2 separate regions of the Homo sapiens genome follow, and region 1 is linked to region 2. The links are chromatin loops, found by intact Hi-C in ENCODE. Cell type or tissue: ascending aorta. All regions are shown on one strand. Each heading gives the region's core, and the rest is flanking DNA. Links, peaks and the distances in the headings are about the cores only.

Region 1 (8,347 bases), core at 261-8,260, 390 kb before region 2:
CCATGGTGTTAATGATCATCACATTCATATTTCTGTAGATAAGGCACTGATCTTGGTCTCCTTTGCTTCTTATTAATTATATTAAAATACCACCTTTGTTTGGTCACCTTGACTTTTAATGTAGATGAAAATTCATCATGTAGCTGCCCGGCCGCCACCCCGTCTGGGAAGTGAGGAGCGTCTCTGCCTGGCCGCCCATCGTCTGGGAGTTGAGGAGTCCCTCTGCCTGGCTGCCCAGTCTGGAAAGTGAGGAACATCTCTGCCCGGCCGCCATCCCATCTAGGAAGTGAGGAGCGCCTCTTCCCGGCCGCCATCCCATCTGGGAAGTGAGGAGCGTCTCTGCCCAGCAGCCCATCGTCTGAGATGTGGGGAGCATCTCTGCCCCGCCGCCCTGTCTGGGATGTGAGGAGCGCCTCTGCCCGGCCCCGCGACCCCGTCTGGGAGGTGAGGAGCGTCTCTGCCCGGCCGCCCCGTCTGAGAAGTGAGGAGACCCTCCGCCCGGCAACCGCCCCGTCTGAGAAGTGAGGAGCCCCTCCGCCCGGCAGCCGCCCCGCCTGAGAAGTGAGGAGCCCCTCCGCCCGGCAACCACCCCGTCTGGGAAGTGAGGAGTGTCTCTGCCCGGCAGCTACCCTGTCCGGGAGGGAGGTGGGGGGTCAGCCCTCAGCCCGGCCAGCCGCCCCGTCCGGGAGGGAGGTGGGGGTGGTCAGCCCCCCACCCGGCCAGCCGCCCCGTCTGGGAGGGAGGTGGGGGGGTCAGCCCCCAGCCCGGCCAGCCGCCCTGTCTGGGAGGGAGGTGGGGGGTCAGCCCCCCGCCCGGCCAGCCGCCCCGTCCGGGAGGGAGGTGGGGGTGGTCAGCCCCCCGCCCGGCCAGCCGCCCCGTCCGGGAGGTGAGGGGCGCCTCTGCCCGGCCGCCCCTACTGGGAAGTGAGGAGCCCCTCTGCCCAGCCACCACCCCGTCTGGGAGGTGTACCCAACAGCTCATTGAGAACGCGCCATGATGACAATGGCGGTTTTGTGGAATAGAAAGGGGGGAAAGGTGGGGAAAAGATTGAGAAATCGGATGGTTGCCGTGTCTGTGTAGAAAGAAGTAGACATGGGAGACTTTTCATTTTGTTCTGTACTAAGAAAAATTCTTCTGCCATGGGATCCTGTGGATCTGTGACCTTACCCCCAACCCGGTGCTCTCTGAAACATGTGCTGTGTCCACTCAGGGTTAAATGGATTAAGGGCGGTGCAAGATGTGCTTTGTTAAACAGATGCTTGAAGGCAGCATGCTCCTTAAGAGTCATCACCACTCCCTAATCTCATGTACCCAGGGACACAAACACTGCGGAAGGCCGCAGGGTCCTCTGCCTAGGAAAACCAGAGACCTTTGTTCACTTGTTTATCTGCTGACCCTCCCTCCATTATTGTCCTATGACCCTGCCAAATCCCCCTCTGCGAGAAACACCCAAGAATGATCAATTAAAAAAAAAAAAAATTCATCATGTAAAAATTCTGTTCATAGAACCCAAGAATTTATTTAACTGTTGGTCAGACTTAGAAGAGCAGAGGTAGAACATACTTCCTCTGATTTCTGTGGGATTTTTGCTTATTTACAATATTTCTTACATTTTATTCAAACATTTATCAGAAGTTCATATAATCGGTTTGAGGAATAAGCAGAACCAGTCATAACTTTCATGGGCAAGGAAAAATATCCATTGGAGAAAATAAGAGCATTTATTTTTATCCAGATAGAGTTCACAGTGATTCAGAACATTCTATAGTGGTTGTTGAAAACACCACCTCGTATAAAATAAATTATCCCACTATGGCAAAAAAGCAGTCAATGCTCATGTCAACAAGAGAACAAAATATTCAGGGAAATTAAACAGTTTTGCAAATAGCAACTGATGAGTTTCTATTATCCCCTATTTCTTTTTGGCAGGAAAACAACGGAACAAAGTTGGCCCTATTGGCTCTGATGAGCCCTAATCCTTTCTCTGCCTAGAGCATTCCACCTAACTCAGAAGGTGGTAAAATCCTCCCTACCACCAGATGAAAAATGATAATGTACTTTAGTGATAATATGTGTAAGCCTCAAAAGGCAAAGCCAAAGTGTGAATATTCTCTCCTAAAAGAATAGAACCATAAATCTTCCTCAACAAATACATTGACTAGCACAGGTGCAAGCAGGAACTTAAACATAGAGAGAAACCTAAAGAAAGATTCCACCAGTACTCTTCCACCAACCAGATTAGCAAACTTTGCCTCTAGCACACCTCTAAGGAAATCAATTTCAATGGTACCCTAAATCCAAAGTTACACAATATGTGAATTCTTTTGTTGTTTTAAACAAATTTTTAAAACTCACTCACTCTGCAGGAGGTAAGTTTTATAATCATTCATTCTAGTAATTAACTAAGAAGGCAGCAATGTGTTCTGGAAGCAGAAAAAAGAGTTCTGTTTCGGACTCTACCCTTAGAGAGCAAGGATGAAGAAACTAGGTTCTAGAATAAGCCAAATTTGCACTCCTCCACAAGTTCTACAATCTTGGACAGCCTCTCCCCCTCTCAGTGCTACAATTTCTGCCTCTGAGAAATGAGGATAACACCATAATCCACCTCAAATGATGTTTACGAAGACTAAATCAAAACCAATTATCTTTGCGCAGGGTTTTTCAACCATAGGATTATATAATAGATGTTTTGGACTGGATAATTTTTTGTTGTGGAGTGATTTCCTGTGCATTGTTGGATGTTTAGCACCATCCATGGCCTCTACCCTGTAGGTAACAGTAATGACAATGAAAATGTCTCTAGATATTGCCAAATGTTCCCTCGAGGCAAAATTATACGTGGTAATAATCAATGCTTACTGCCTAGCAAATGGCAACTCCTGAATAAATGTGAGTCCCTCTACTAGAGTACTTCAGTTGGTGTTACCTGTTGTTATAAGGAAGAAGCCTTAACCTCACCTTAAGAAAGTAAATACCACCATGGACTTTAGGTATACTAATGTAATAATAAAGGAAAAAGAAAATTGTTGATAGACTAAGTATTATGCAGTGTTGCAATGATATTTATAGGTACACATGAACTCGTGTTATCTTCAAAGCTATCCTAGGGAGTCAAGACTAAGTTTTCTCCAAAATTCTTTCCCATGAACATATTGCTTAATGATAATTTTATAACCTGAAGTTGAATTGTATGTAAACATATTGATTGTCACCTTGAAACAAGTTTCAAAGTGCCTATGAATATACGCATGTCATGAATGTGTATATCAATGTATTTAGCAGCCTGCAGTTTCCAGGAATATGAACCTGTCTGTAAAGTTGAAGCCAACTTTATGGGCCATAAATGGACACTGCCAAGAGCCTCACCCAGTGATTCCAGTTAGTCATTTCAGATATAAAGCCATGGTATGTGGCTTGGTGGAATTCCCACAGAGTTTTGCACTTTGGATGTGTTCCACATGATTCTGCCTTAAATGCTGTACTATCAACTGAAGTGTGTATGGAGTTTTGAAACATTTTAATTCAGCTTATTCAACTGAATGCCTCGACCACAAACATTCCTGCTTACCAAGCACATTGGCTCTAGCTAGAATCAAGCAATTAGGGAGGGATGACATTCTGCCAGATTTTGCATATGGCCAGTGGACTGAAATTCATTTGGGTCCATAAACATACTTTTCCACAGATGGGAATTTCAAGAATTTGAAAGAGTCAAAGCAACCTTCTGGGAGCCCTCCATCTCCCTATCTAAGATGGAATACAGCTGTCCGATTGGGCTGCTGGCAGAAAAGTCACTGAAAGTGACATTTCTTAGTTCCAAGATGTTCTTGTTCCCTTATCATTTTATGTATTACTCAATAATCCATCTGTATATGGGAAGTAATTTGTGAGCTAATCCAGCATTATTATTTCTCTATATATGGAAAATAACTTATAAGCTAATCTAGTATTATTATCTCAATTTTTAAAAAGAAGTTACTGAGAATAAGGGAGCTTAACTAAGTTGGCCAAGGACTTGATGGGACACCCACCAAGTAGAAGGGTGAAAGTGCAAACCTAGAGCTGTCTGCCTGCCCCAGGATGCCCCCTAGTGGCTGACAGGCAATACCAAGGAAACTGTACAGCTGTGGCGGCATGTTAGGGGTGATCAATAGAGATGAAATTTAGTTAAGTAATTCTAGTACTGTGAGGAGTGTAAAAGAATGATCGGTGTTTGAATATTATTTTTAGGTTTTCTATCTGTGGGGTTCTTTTCCTAACCAGGACTGACCGCTTTTATTCTGTGGCATGGGGCACCAGGATAAGGAATAAAAAAGTTATTTCTCTAAGAGTAATGTCTTTGCATAAGATTAAAAGGCCACTTGCATAACGGAAGCAAAGCTGTAAAAGTTATGAAAATTGGTCATAAGAAAGAGGAAAAACAAGATATCTTTTAAAAAGATTTGTACTCGTTTCTTAAGGAATGTTTAATCAGAACTCTTGTTTCCAAACTACATCAGAGGCAACTTTTCCTACAAAAATCCTGTAATTGGCTATCACAAGTTATACGCCTGGTCAGTACAATTATATTGCATCCCTGAAGCATTACCTAGATAGACAGATTTAAGAAGAAACCTATTTTTGTATTAATACAATAGCAACTTGGAATCAATTACCATGTTTCAAAGGACCCTCATTAGATCTGCTGTCAGTTGCACAGAATTCATAATTTGTCTTTATTGCAAATGTATTTCTGTTATTTTCCACTAGCAACCAAAAAACTAGAACGCTGGTGAGAAAAAAACTTCCTTTTAACCAGACCACCTTGCTGGTTGGTATTCCTTATTACAGTACAGAGTCAACTACATTATTTTCACAGTGTACTTACTTTGACATGAGTTTACTGACAACTTTCCTAGACAATTTGTTTTTATAAAATATGTTATAGAATTATAAAGTTACCAAAACAATCTAGAGGCATCGTTGAGTGTTAGGAGAATTTAATTGGAAAGACAGAATTTTTTTTTCCTCACATGACATTGAACATTTCAAAAACACTGTTGCCCTTTTACTGAAAAGCTAATATTTCCCTCCAGATTTCTGATTCTCATATTCATAGGGCCTTTGGTAAGCTAAACTTTAACTTGAGGCTCAAGACTATATAAATATTTATCATGGACAGAAAATTTAAAAAGAAATCTTAGTGATTTTAGGCATCAAAAGAGATTTGTGTGGTGTAATAAAAGAGTCCTGGACTTAAATTCAGGGGGTTTGCATCTGATCTTTGATCTGTCACTATTTGAGCTAGTCTCACTGGACTCGGTTTCTTTACCTCAGAAGTAAGAGAGTCAGATCAGATGTCTTCACATATGCCCCCAAACTGTGGCAATATGTGATGGCTATAGGGAACACTTTAAAATAAAAGGGGGAATATACATTACTAATGAAAAGAAAGTGTCCCAATTCAAAACACCAACTCATAGTAACGGTCTTATATATGGCTTGAAACAAAAATGTATTTTAGGGTTTGATAAAAGTAAGTTTCAAAAATATACCACATCATTTCTTCAACTCTTAAATTAGAACATTAAATGTTAAACACTTTAAGAAATAAATGAAAAAACAAAAATATCATTGTCAGTCAACCCACTAACTTCAAAGCTGACATTCTTAATTTAGATAGTAAAAAACTGGATTTAATTTTAAAAATGACTTCATACCATATGCCCAACATTAAATGTTTATTATTAATAATAAAATATATCAGTAGCAGCAGTCACTTTTAGAAAACCAGTGCAACTTAGATAAGTCCAAATAGAATGAAATATATTAGAACATAATGGAGGAGAAGGGAAATGACTCCATGTGTAGAAATGAAAATACAACTTAATATGTTTAAAAGAAATAACAACTAAAGGGAGTTAGCAAACTACATGAAATAATTTTGTGTCCTGCTATGTGGCACTTAACCAGCCAGAAAGCTAAAAGCTGGCCTTTCGAATATTTGTCATATGAATGTTTCAATATCAATTCAGGTACCAAGCCTTCCTAAGTGAAACAGGCAGAAAACAGCAAGGGTTCATCATTGGGTTGGCAATAAACAGGTAGTAACTATTCCTGCTGGGAGAATTCATCTCTAAAAAGAGGTGTGATGGACTGCAAGGACTTTATAGCCAAAGAAAAATGACTGGCTACATAATTTGTAGTGCCCAGTGGAAAATGAAAATGCAGGGCCCCTTCTTTAAATATATATATTAAGTTTATTTAAATTTCATATATTTATATATAATATTTACATATTTAAACTTATTTTTATTTATATGTATATATATAAAATATATAACATTTCAAGAGGACCACTGCAGAACATTAAACCAAGTGCAGACCCCCTTGACCACGGGCCCTGTGGAACTACACAGTTCCCACATTTATGGGGCTGCTTGTCCTGTAGACAGTTCATTTCTTGTTCAGCCACTTATTAGTTCTGTATGGGACCTTGTGCCAGATGATTGGCTGCTCTCACCTTCAGTTCTTCATTCGTAAAATAATTAAAACTATATAAGTACCTCCATAGGCCTGTTGTAAAAGTCACATTGACCAATATGTATTATTTTTTAAATATACTAGTATCAATAGCTTGGTGGGTGAGGACACTCCTCTTTATGATTACAATTTATAAAATTCTATTTGTAAATCCCAACAGTTTTTTCTTTTCTTATGAGGTCTTAAGAAAGAGGTGAATTGATAAGCAATGAACATGAATATTCCAAAGCAGGTAACCATTTTTATCTCCAACACAAAGACTTTGTGGTTCTTACTGATTTCCCTTAAATGATTTATTATAAGAATACAAGAGTGCTGTGATGATTAATTTTATGTGTCAACTTGACTGGGCCATGGGATGCCTAGACAATTGATCAAACATTTTTTGGGTGTGTCTCTGAGGGTGTTTCTGGATAAGATTAACATTGGAATTGGTAGGCTGAGTAGAGCAGATTTCTCTCTTGAATGTGGGTGGACTTGATCCAATCAATTAAATACCTGAACGGCACAAAAAGGCCGAGTAAGAGGAAATTCCTCCTGCTTGACTGCTTAAGCTGGGACATTAGTCTTTTCCAGCCTTTGTACTTGGAATGAAGCATGCACTGTTCTTGGGCCTCTAGCTCATTGGTTTCTGGACTAGAACTTAGATCATCAGCTCTCCTACTTCTCAGGCCTTTGGACTCAGACTCAATTACACCATCACTAGTCCTGGGTCTCCAGTTTGCCAACTGCAGATCTTAGGAATTTTCAGCTTCCATAATTGTGTGAGCCAATTCCTTAACGTTTCTTTAAAGAACCCTGAGTAATACATGACTGCTATAGAAACAGTCACACTCATATTAATGCAAGTCCCTGATTTTCCTAGAACAAAAATATTGTAGACAATATTTTATTGCTCTCAGTTCACCATGGGATCTGAAAGACTGAAACATCTGAATAATGGAACAAGAGGAAACATTCTCTTGGAAAAGGAGGTCTAATGTGTATGCAACTTACACCATATAATTTTCAAGAACACAAGGCATCTATACTGCTTTTTAGTAAATTTAACTTTTATTATCAGTAAGAATACATTTTTACACTCTAAACCAATGAGAAATTTAACTCATGATTCTTTCTACTCTTGAAGGTGAAGATTTTGGAGATTATTAAAGTTCAGTGCAACCTCTTTTGTATATATCCTCTTGATAGACACCTATTAGTAGAATAGAAGGGAGAAATGTGAGAGAGGAAAAAGAAAACTAGGAGATAATCCCTGTGGCTTCTTTTTGGCCTCTACTCCTTTTCAGTTCAAAGAAATATAGTAGAAGAAATAAAGAGACTTTCTGATTTTAAACCATCAGGTTACTATTTCAGAGTCTGGGTGGCTAAAAACCCCATGGGGGCACTGTGAATGGTCCCTGATTTAAGGACTGGTTTGTTTGGGGCCAATCCCATGAATGAGGGCTTCGATTCAGAAAACCAAGGCCAATGTAGGAGTCCATCACAGGGTCTGATTCTGAAGATGATGAGGGCTTAGAATGATAAGCATATTCACATGTGCCCTCTGTTAACCTGACCCAGGGAAAGGCTAAGAACACATTTGGTCCATCACAGGAATGGAATGGGCTACTGTGGGTAAACAGCATTCACTTAATGGATTGGGTTAAAAAATTGCTTGCATTTAAAAAATAGATAAATGAATTACTTATTTGATATATTGTCCTTAACGTATGCATTATCAACCATTATTTAGAGATCTCAGGTTCTGCTGTTTATTTTCACTTGTCTTTTTTGTTACAAAGATTGACTGTGTTAAATAGGAAGAAATACACTGTGTGAATGT
Region 2 (8,347 bases), core at 336-8,335:
AAAGTTCTTATATATTTGGTGAATGAAGTCAGAATCAATAAATGATAACAATGAGAGCTAACATTTATTGAATGACTACATTCTATAAGGCAATAAACTAAATCTATTACATGCATGAGCTCATTTAATCCTCTCAACAACCTTGAGAGGTTTTTAATAATTGAAGAGGCTGTGGTTTTGTGTGTATTTTTGCATGATAACGTCAGGTTAGTACGGACACAAAGTGTCTTTGGATCTCCAAAATAGTTCATATGTCTTCCCACATATTAGCTGATTGACTGATAGATCCAACTGCCTTGGGAGAAATAAAATCTGAAATAGTATTAGTCCACATGAAAAAGCTCAAATACAGTAAAACCAGTCTCTAAGCTGCAAACAGGCACTGGGGCTACACAAAGGCTTAACACTGACATGGGGAGATGGGCACATACAGAGAAAGTTCAGTGGAAGCACACCTCCCCCTCCAGCCTTCAGAGTTTGAAACTGAGGTCAACTGCACCGTTAGAATATCTACAAACAGCCCCTAACCCATATCTCTACATCTGCAACTCCACCAGATATGAAAAGTTATCCCCTCATTATTCCTGAGAACTGAACAACGAATAGACAATGAGAGGAGGGGAGAGAAAGGCTTTTGTGAAATAAGGCACCCAGCCTGGAAAAATATGCACAACTGTCAATGATCCCTGCCCACTCAGACATTCTAGCACTCTGAGCAGCTCTTCCAGCAATTCCAGTGTCTTTCCCTGAGCCTGAAATAGCTGGTCCCCTCAGGGTTCCTGCCTTATGGACAATTCATCACAGTGTTTCGTTTAAACTCGGCCTTCAAAAGCGGCTCTGCTAAGAAATTCATTCTAGAGTTGGTTGGGGTGTTAACCTGAGTGACAACACATTTTGTGATCTGCAAACCAGATCATAAAAAGACACTTTATGTTATTAATATGGTAATAATACCTAAACCATCTCATTTCCTTTTGTCCTATTGTTCCAATTTACAAATGTCCAGCTTACCATGTCACTGGAATATCAGTCTTTCTGAACTTCTTGATATTTGCTTGATTTGTCATTTTTGTTTTGTCCATCAAAGGAGACGAACAAAGATATCTTCTAAAATCCTTTCAAAGCAAGAGGCACTATAAACTTACTACCAAAACTAAATTTTTCAAAAGCTCTAAAACTTTTAAATCTGTGATTCCCGGGATCATTTTATTTTATTTTTTTTTAATTATCACAACCTACCCTGTTACTCCTGCACAAGAGTAGGCTGAAATTTCTAAGGTTATCCTTCCTCCTCCCCCAAAATGATTTTACCTTTTGGCTCCAATCACACGATTGAATACCCTTAATATGATTGAATTCTGATCCAAATAAATGTTTGCAAAGATATCGTTCAGTAAATCTAGTCCAATATCACTACAATGACCAAGAAAAAAATAATGAAATGAAATCTCTACCGAGGTTGCCATCCTATAAAAGGAAATCTCCACTGAGTGGTTCCAATACCATATATGTCCAAATCTCCCTACTAGCCTTTTGAAAAAAAAGTAGCTGAGAGACTTGGAATTTGTTATTTTCCCAAGTGGGAGCTAGAATATCAAAAATTTATTTTGATGAAAAGAAAAACAAATCATTATGATTCTTAGAGAAGGACTTGTGGTTATTTTATTTAAGAGCAATAGATACAGTTTTATCCTTATTTTCCTTATTTTCAAAATTACACTGTAGCAATTAATTTTTTTTTTCAGCTTAAACACACACACAGGCACACACCCACAAACATCAAACCAAGTGCACAATATGGACTTTATAAACCTGAAAAGTAAAAGGGCATGTAAACATCATTCCGAAAAGAGCATTCTCATGAATGTAACTCAAGTATAAAAAAAAGAACCTTCCACGTTTCCACTAAGTTTGCACATTTGATTTTTTTTAATTCTGTCTGTCTTTAATGTAGAAAATTAATTTTGTTTATGCTGCCAGCCCACAGTTTTTTGTTTTGTTTTTTGTTTTTGTTTTGTTTTGTTCTGATTTTGAGACAGAGTTTCTCTCTTGTTGCCCAGGCTGGAGTGCAATGGCACAATCTTGGCTCACTGTAACCTCCACCTCCCAGGTTCAAGCACTTCTCCTGCCTCAGCCTGTCCAATAGCTAGGATTACAGGCACCACCACGTCCGGATAACTTTGTATTTTTAGTAGAGACGGGGTTTCTCCATGTTGGTGAAGCTGGTCTCGAACTCCCAGCCTCAGGTGATCTGCCCACTTTGGCCTCCCAAAGTGCTGGTATTATAGGCATGAGCCACCGTGCCCGGCCAGTATACATTTTTTAATAGAAAAGTTTATAGATCATTTATCTCATATAGGAAGTGTATGTATAATCACATAAACTAAAAAAGTCAAATATTAATAGTTTTTTTGACCTAGGACTCTCACTGTTTGGAATTAATCCTATAAATAAATACATAAATAACATATGAGAAAATGTGTACAATATCAATTGCAGCATTGAATGCTTGCAAAAAACTTGCCAAAATATCAGTATCAATAAGCTGAGGTACATGAATACTATGGAATTACTATTCCATAGCTATTAGAAAGACCAATATGGACTGATCTGGAAAGAAGCCTAGGTACTATTATTAAGCAAAAAGAGCAGGTTACTGAGGAGTGTTATGGAATTATTTTATTTCGGGTGAAAAAATAAAACCCTCCAAATAAGCAGGTGAGTTCTCTCTCTACATATAAAGATTTACGGAAACATACGGAAAGTTTAACATTGGGTATCTGCTGGAAGACAAGTAGAAAGATTGGGAGGAGAAAATAAAATGTTTATGTTTTTATTATCTGACAACCAGCACACATTGTTTTTGCAATTAAAACAATCAAGGAAGCAGACATAGGCTAAGAAGAGATTAAAGTCAGCAAGTCTGAGATTTAGCGTATGCTCATAAGTATCACAAAAGCATGTCCGGACTTTTAACATGGCAAATGGGGATTTGGTACCACAAAACAGAAACTTTTTCTTCTTTTTCTAATTGCTCTAATATCAAGAAGCCCAGAGATTCCACAGCCTGTCTCCTTTTGTGTGGACACCTCTCGTGATGCCCTGGAGTCAGATGGTGAGTCTGGGTAACCGGGGGATTTCAATGTAGCATGCTTCAAACCCTGCTGCTATACTTCGGGAATTTGTCTTGGCCTAGATAACAAACTAGAAAGATCAGAGAAAATAAAAGATATTACTGTCTATTGCTTGCTTCACTATGTCCAATGCAGGCTAGGTGTTCTGTTGTTGTTGTTGTTGTTGTTGTTGTTGTTGTTGTTGTTGTTGTTTTGGCCCTGCAGACACGAGAAAGCATACCCAACATTCAATCTACCCTTGGTTCTCTCTGGCAGTCATAGACAGTGTAACATTGTTTTTTTCCTAACCTAGGAAACATATTGACTACTGTCCCAGAGAGCATTTCTATACATTGATAACCTCAAATAAATATATCACAGAATTTCAAAACACTTTTTATAAAAGCATCTTATTGTCAAACAGGGCATGAAAATGTGAACTGTTCTAAATTCTCAAGTTCCCTTCTTGCCTGTTTATCTAAGTATGATCTAACACAGTATCTGAGCAAAAAGACCAATTAAAGAGGCCAAGGAATAGCATTAATCCAAAACTGACTTGTTTTGACCCAGAGTACAACTTCCTTTTACCACTGACCCTTGATTGCTGGGACAGACCAAAATAAGTACATTTCTCCTCAGCGTTAAATCACAAATGATGCCAGTAGCAAGACTGCTTCACATCCAGGCCCCTGGGAGGTTTCACATGAAAGGGGTCACAGACTGAATGAAATAGCCTTTTACAGGAAGGCTGAATGGCACTCTCTGAGGGAATATTGATCCAAAAATGTACAGCCCATTAGACCCAACCCACAATGTAACCCTGTGTGGTATAAGCCAGACTACTCTTTACCCTAAAATTTTTGAGAGGCAGTTTATATTCAGAGTAGAGTATCTCATAAAACACTTTGCTATTCTCTTAAAAATATTTAGATACATGTAAATAAATAATCATATTAACTTGATTATTAAAATATTTTTATAATGGGAATCTCAGATTACAATAGGCCACATTAAGATTTAATTAATTACATTCTAGAATCACAGAATTATCAAGGAGATCAAGCAACCTATTATGAGTTTCATCTAATAACTGATCTAATTTTTTCCTATAATAATTTTCTTTTAATTTGTTATGGGGGTAGAAGGGAGTGAATAGGAAGCCATTCCTTTAGTCTCCTCACACATACTTTTTTTTTTTTACTACTATTAATTTTCCATTATTTCTCTGTTTTCTCCTCTCAGCCAAATATAAGTCCAGAGGTTTCCTCATAGGGGTTTTAGGAATTTCCCAGAGTCAATGTTCAAAGAACTCTCCATGCAAACTGTACTCTTTGTTTCTCTATTCCTTAAGACAAACATCGAGAAGAAAATTTAGCTTTTTAAATATATTCCCCAAAACCACTACTAACTGGAAAAAAATGTAAGACCATATGTACTTGATAATACACTTTTCAAACTTATAAATCCTGATATTGAGAAAGTTATATATTTGACAATATATTTTAAAATTCAACTAAAAGCCATTTCAAACTCCTAGTGGAGCCCACAATTGTTAAATATTATACTTCTGCTGCCATCTTGTGGTAATGGTTGAAATCTCTCTATGTCTCCCCCTCTATCTTCTCCCCACCGTACCACCTCTTTTTTGTTGTTTTTCCTACATTTAGGAGGGTACTTCTACTCAAACCTTAAGGATTCCCTTTCTTAAGCCATAGGGGAGATGACCTGAACAATGCTCTAGAAAGAAAAGTGGATGTTTGCAAATTCCTCATCCTGTATGTAATATACTTCTTTTCTCCTTATATTTTTCTCGTTTAACAAAGCCATTCCTTTTAACAATATAATTTAATACAAAAAACACATAGTTTTAATTTGGAATAATCTAATTTTTTTTCTACAAGGAAAGGGAACAGATTAAGGGAAAATAAATGTGTATCCTATCAAAGATTTTTCCCTTCCAAACTTTTTCCAAATTGTTTCTTTACAAAGAAAGGAGTCGGGGGAAGCACCATGTATTTCTGCTATAAAATACCACATGATGGAATGGCTCTTCACAGCCACAGGCATCTACTGTCAGGAATCAAGAAGGAGCCTGGAGGAGGAAATGAGAGGCCTCGCTGTGGAGACAGTACGGGAAGTGAGAGCTCCCCAGGGAACCCAGACTGGATGGAAGTGGGTGCCCCAGCATCCTTTATTATTTCTAGGCTGGCCTCTTCAGCCATGGACCTCACTGTCTCAAGGCAAGAGAGTTTATAAATCTGAAGGAGGATGAGAGTCAAATGTTTTTCTGATGATGTATTAATGTGAGCAATTTTTAACCAGAATGACTTATCCTCAAAGCAAGAATATATTTCATGAAAACCACCATCTCCATCTAACTCTATGTCCCCACAGCAATTCCTATGAAGAAGTTGACAAACAGCATGCAAGGAGTCATTCAAACACAGATACAGAGAGAACTCGGCCAGAATTCTTCAAACAGGGCAGTGGGGAGCAAAAACACAAACAGGAGAACAATCCATTTCATTCCTTGTTGAAAATGACTTTAAAACAATCTTTCCCAAAACTTTCTTGTGTACCCTTATTGACATTACGCACAATCTGTATTTTTACACCTCATTCTTAAAAAAAAAAATCTATGAACTCTTAATACTTAGCCTTACCCTCAGCAACATAGCTACACAGCATGGATTTGATGTGATTGTTGTATGTTTTCTCCCAACACTTATTAAAATATCTATAACTATAAAATAAATTCACTTCTCTACCACATAGAAGCATCCCTGGTGCCACCAATTATATAAACATCACACTTTGGGAACCATTGTTATGAAATTCAGGTGCTGGCTAAGTAGAATCTAGTGAATCTTACATTTACTTATAAATAATTAGCGTTAAGTGACACAGAGTCAAGATTCTGATTTTCAGAACCATAGCTCAGATCAGAGGCTCTCAAACATTTTTTTCTGCAGTGATTCACAAGATAGATGACATTCCCATGTGCAACATACTCTTGTGAAAAGACAAGACTGTCTGTGGATTATGTGCAATTTCCTGCCATGTATTTGTAATCTTCCCAGTCAAGAAAGCCAACTGGAATGCAAGAAAATGGCTATCCCTCGGGAGGTGCCTGTGAGTGCACGCAATCTTATTTTTTAAGAAACAAATTATTCATGAATTTTGATTTTTAAGCCATTATTTACTCATTTCTACCTTACAACTAATCAAATACACACCATTGTCATGGCACCACAGTTAAACCTGCCAGAGTAAAGCACAGGATATTGGATTGAGTATTTTGGAGTGATATTTTTCTCTGAGAGGAGACCAAATGGAGTGTGAACTGGTTTTATTCTTGGGAAGGCTTCAGGATTTTTAAAATTTGTTTTTTAATACGTTCTAGATAGTGCTCCTCTTACCTCTTCTCTGAAAAGTAGCATGTGGGAAGAGAAATGTATGGTAAGCTGAGGTTTTTACTTGGCTGGAATTTTTACTGTAAACAGACCTGGTTTCTACCCAAGGGTTTACAACCTGAGATACAAAATAATTTTCTATTTGGAAAATTTTTAGCATATGTAGCCAAGTACCTTGGTGACCATGTGATACATGAAATTAGTATTATCTGCACTATGGGGGCAATGAGAAGCATCAAGAAAAATATTAACATTTACCCAAAGGCTTATAGATTTGCTTATTAGACAATAACAGTACCATATAGTTGAATAAATAGACCCACAAATATTTGCAAGAGGCAAACATACAATTATTTTTAGAACCCTATAAGGTTTTTGCCAGTACTTTTCCAGCATTTGAGGTCAGAGTACTCAAATAAAGACACATCTGAGAATTTAAAACACATTTTAAAGTACTCTCTAAATTGGACTAAAAAGGAAGGAGAGTCTGAATTAGGAATAAGTCCGAGAGGATAATTGAAGAAGTGTAGTTGCAATATACCTATTACAAATAAAACAGTCAAACTAAATCCTAACAAGCTGATTACAGTAGTCATCTTCCTGGATTTGCCTTAATAAATAAACACTCAGATGAAATCAGCACAGTCATGTTATCATCTTGCACATGAAAGTGCTATCAGTGGGTTCAAATACATAACAAAATCAATCCAAATCAAATCCTTGAATAACAAATTAACTGCTTAGGACTAATTTCCAAGAATATATAAAATCAATATGTACTAGAAAAAGGTTGAAGATGCGGCTAGCACACTGGACAGGAAAAATTACAGTGTTTTAAAACTTTTGAGTCAATATAAACTTAATATTGATTGAATTTAAAACTACATAATTTTCTAAGGTAGTATGGGTTTCTATCATATTCATATGTAAGAAACAATTTTAAAATGTTTAAAATAAAATCAACATAGTATACCCCAAAGTTGGTGATCCATCAATAATGTTTAGTGAGCAGTGCAGAGAAAGTTAAGCATTTTTAAAACGAACTCTGTTATTTAAGAACAGCAATAAGTAAAACAGGGAGATTAGTTTCTACTACCAGTCATTATATAATAAAACAAATCTATTTAAAAGACATACATTTTCTGGATATATCCATTTTGCAGGGTGCAAATATTTTAAAGCTTTGTTTTGTTGTTGTTGTTATTTTGTTTTTTGAGATGGAGTCTCTGTCATTTTGTCGCCTAGGCTGGAGTGCAGGGGCACGATCTTGGCTCACTGCAACCTCTGCCTCCCAGGTTCAAGCGATTCTCCTGCCTCAGTCTCCCAAGCAGCTGGGACTACAGGCATGTGCCACCATGCCTGGCTAATTTTTGTATTTTTAGTAGAGACGGTGTTTCACCATTTTGGCCAGGCTGGCCTCAAACTCCTGACCTAAAGTGATCTGCCCACCTTGGCCTCCCAAAGTGCTGGGATTACAGGCATGAGCCACTGTGCCCAGCCTAAACCATGTATTTTCAACATGAACGATTAATAAATAATTATTTCTGAAACCTTAGAAAATTTAAATTATATAATATCTGAGACATCTGAGAACATGAAAGATTTTAAGAGATTAGAGTAATAGTTTGAGTAAGAAATCTGCTCCATATTTGCTGTCATATGACTTGTGCAAATAAAACAGATCTAACAGGAGTTACAGATGTTAAGCCAGAAGAAATACAAGGACCCGAAAGAGGGACACACAACACAGGCAGATCCAGGAGCATGGAAAAGGAGAAGAAAAATCATCACTGGGTAAAAGAAGGATGAAATACTTCAACA

Evidence for each region. Peaks named below come from ENCODE experiments on the same cell type or tissue, not always from the same donor. Only the 100,000 strongest peaks of a DNase experiment are listed, where the experiment ranks them.
Region 1: it touches region 2 in a loop (2.4-fold over the local background); 2 of 110 quality-filtered maps call a loop at or near these places.

Annotation. Positions count from the first base shown.
Region 1 is chr10:51,385,268-51,393,614 of GRCh38, reverse strand. The region is part of intron 2 of PRKG1 (protein kinase cGMP-dependent 1); the gene reads right to left. Among named protein-coding and RNA genes, the nearest start is that of MIR605, 90 kb to the right of the region's middle. In ascending aorta, for the core only: a CTCF peak has its summit at 4,088 (motif pointing left); no DNase peak of the experiment used is centred there; H3K27ac peaks cover 2,760 bases.
Region 2 is chr10:50,998,145-51,006,491 of GRCh38, reverse strand. It overlaps a transcript of PRKG1 not described here. Among named protein-coding and RNA genes, the nearest start is that of PRKG1, 72 kb to the left of the region's middle. In ascending aorta, for the core only: a CTCF peak has its summit at 4,707 (motif pointing left); no DNase peak of the experiment used is centred there; H3K4me3 peaks cover 2,155 bases; H3K27ac peaks cover 8,000 bases.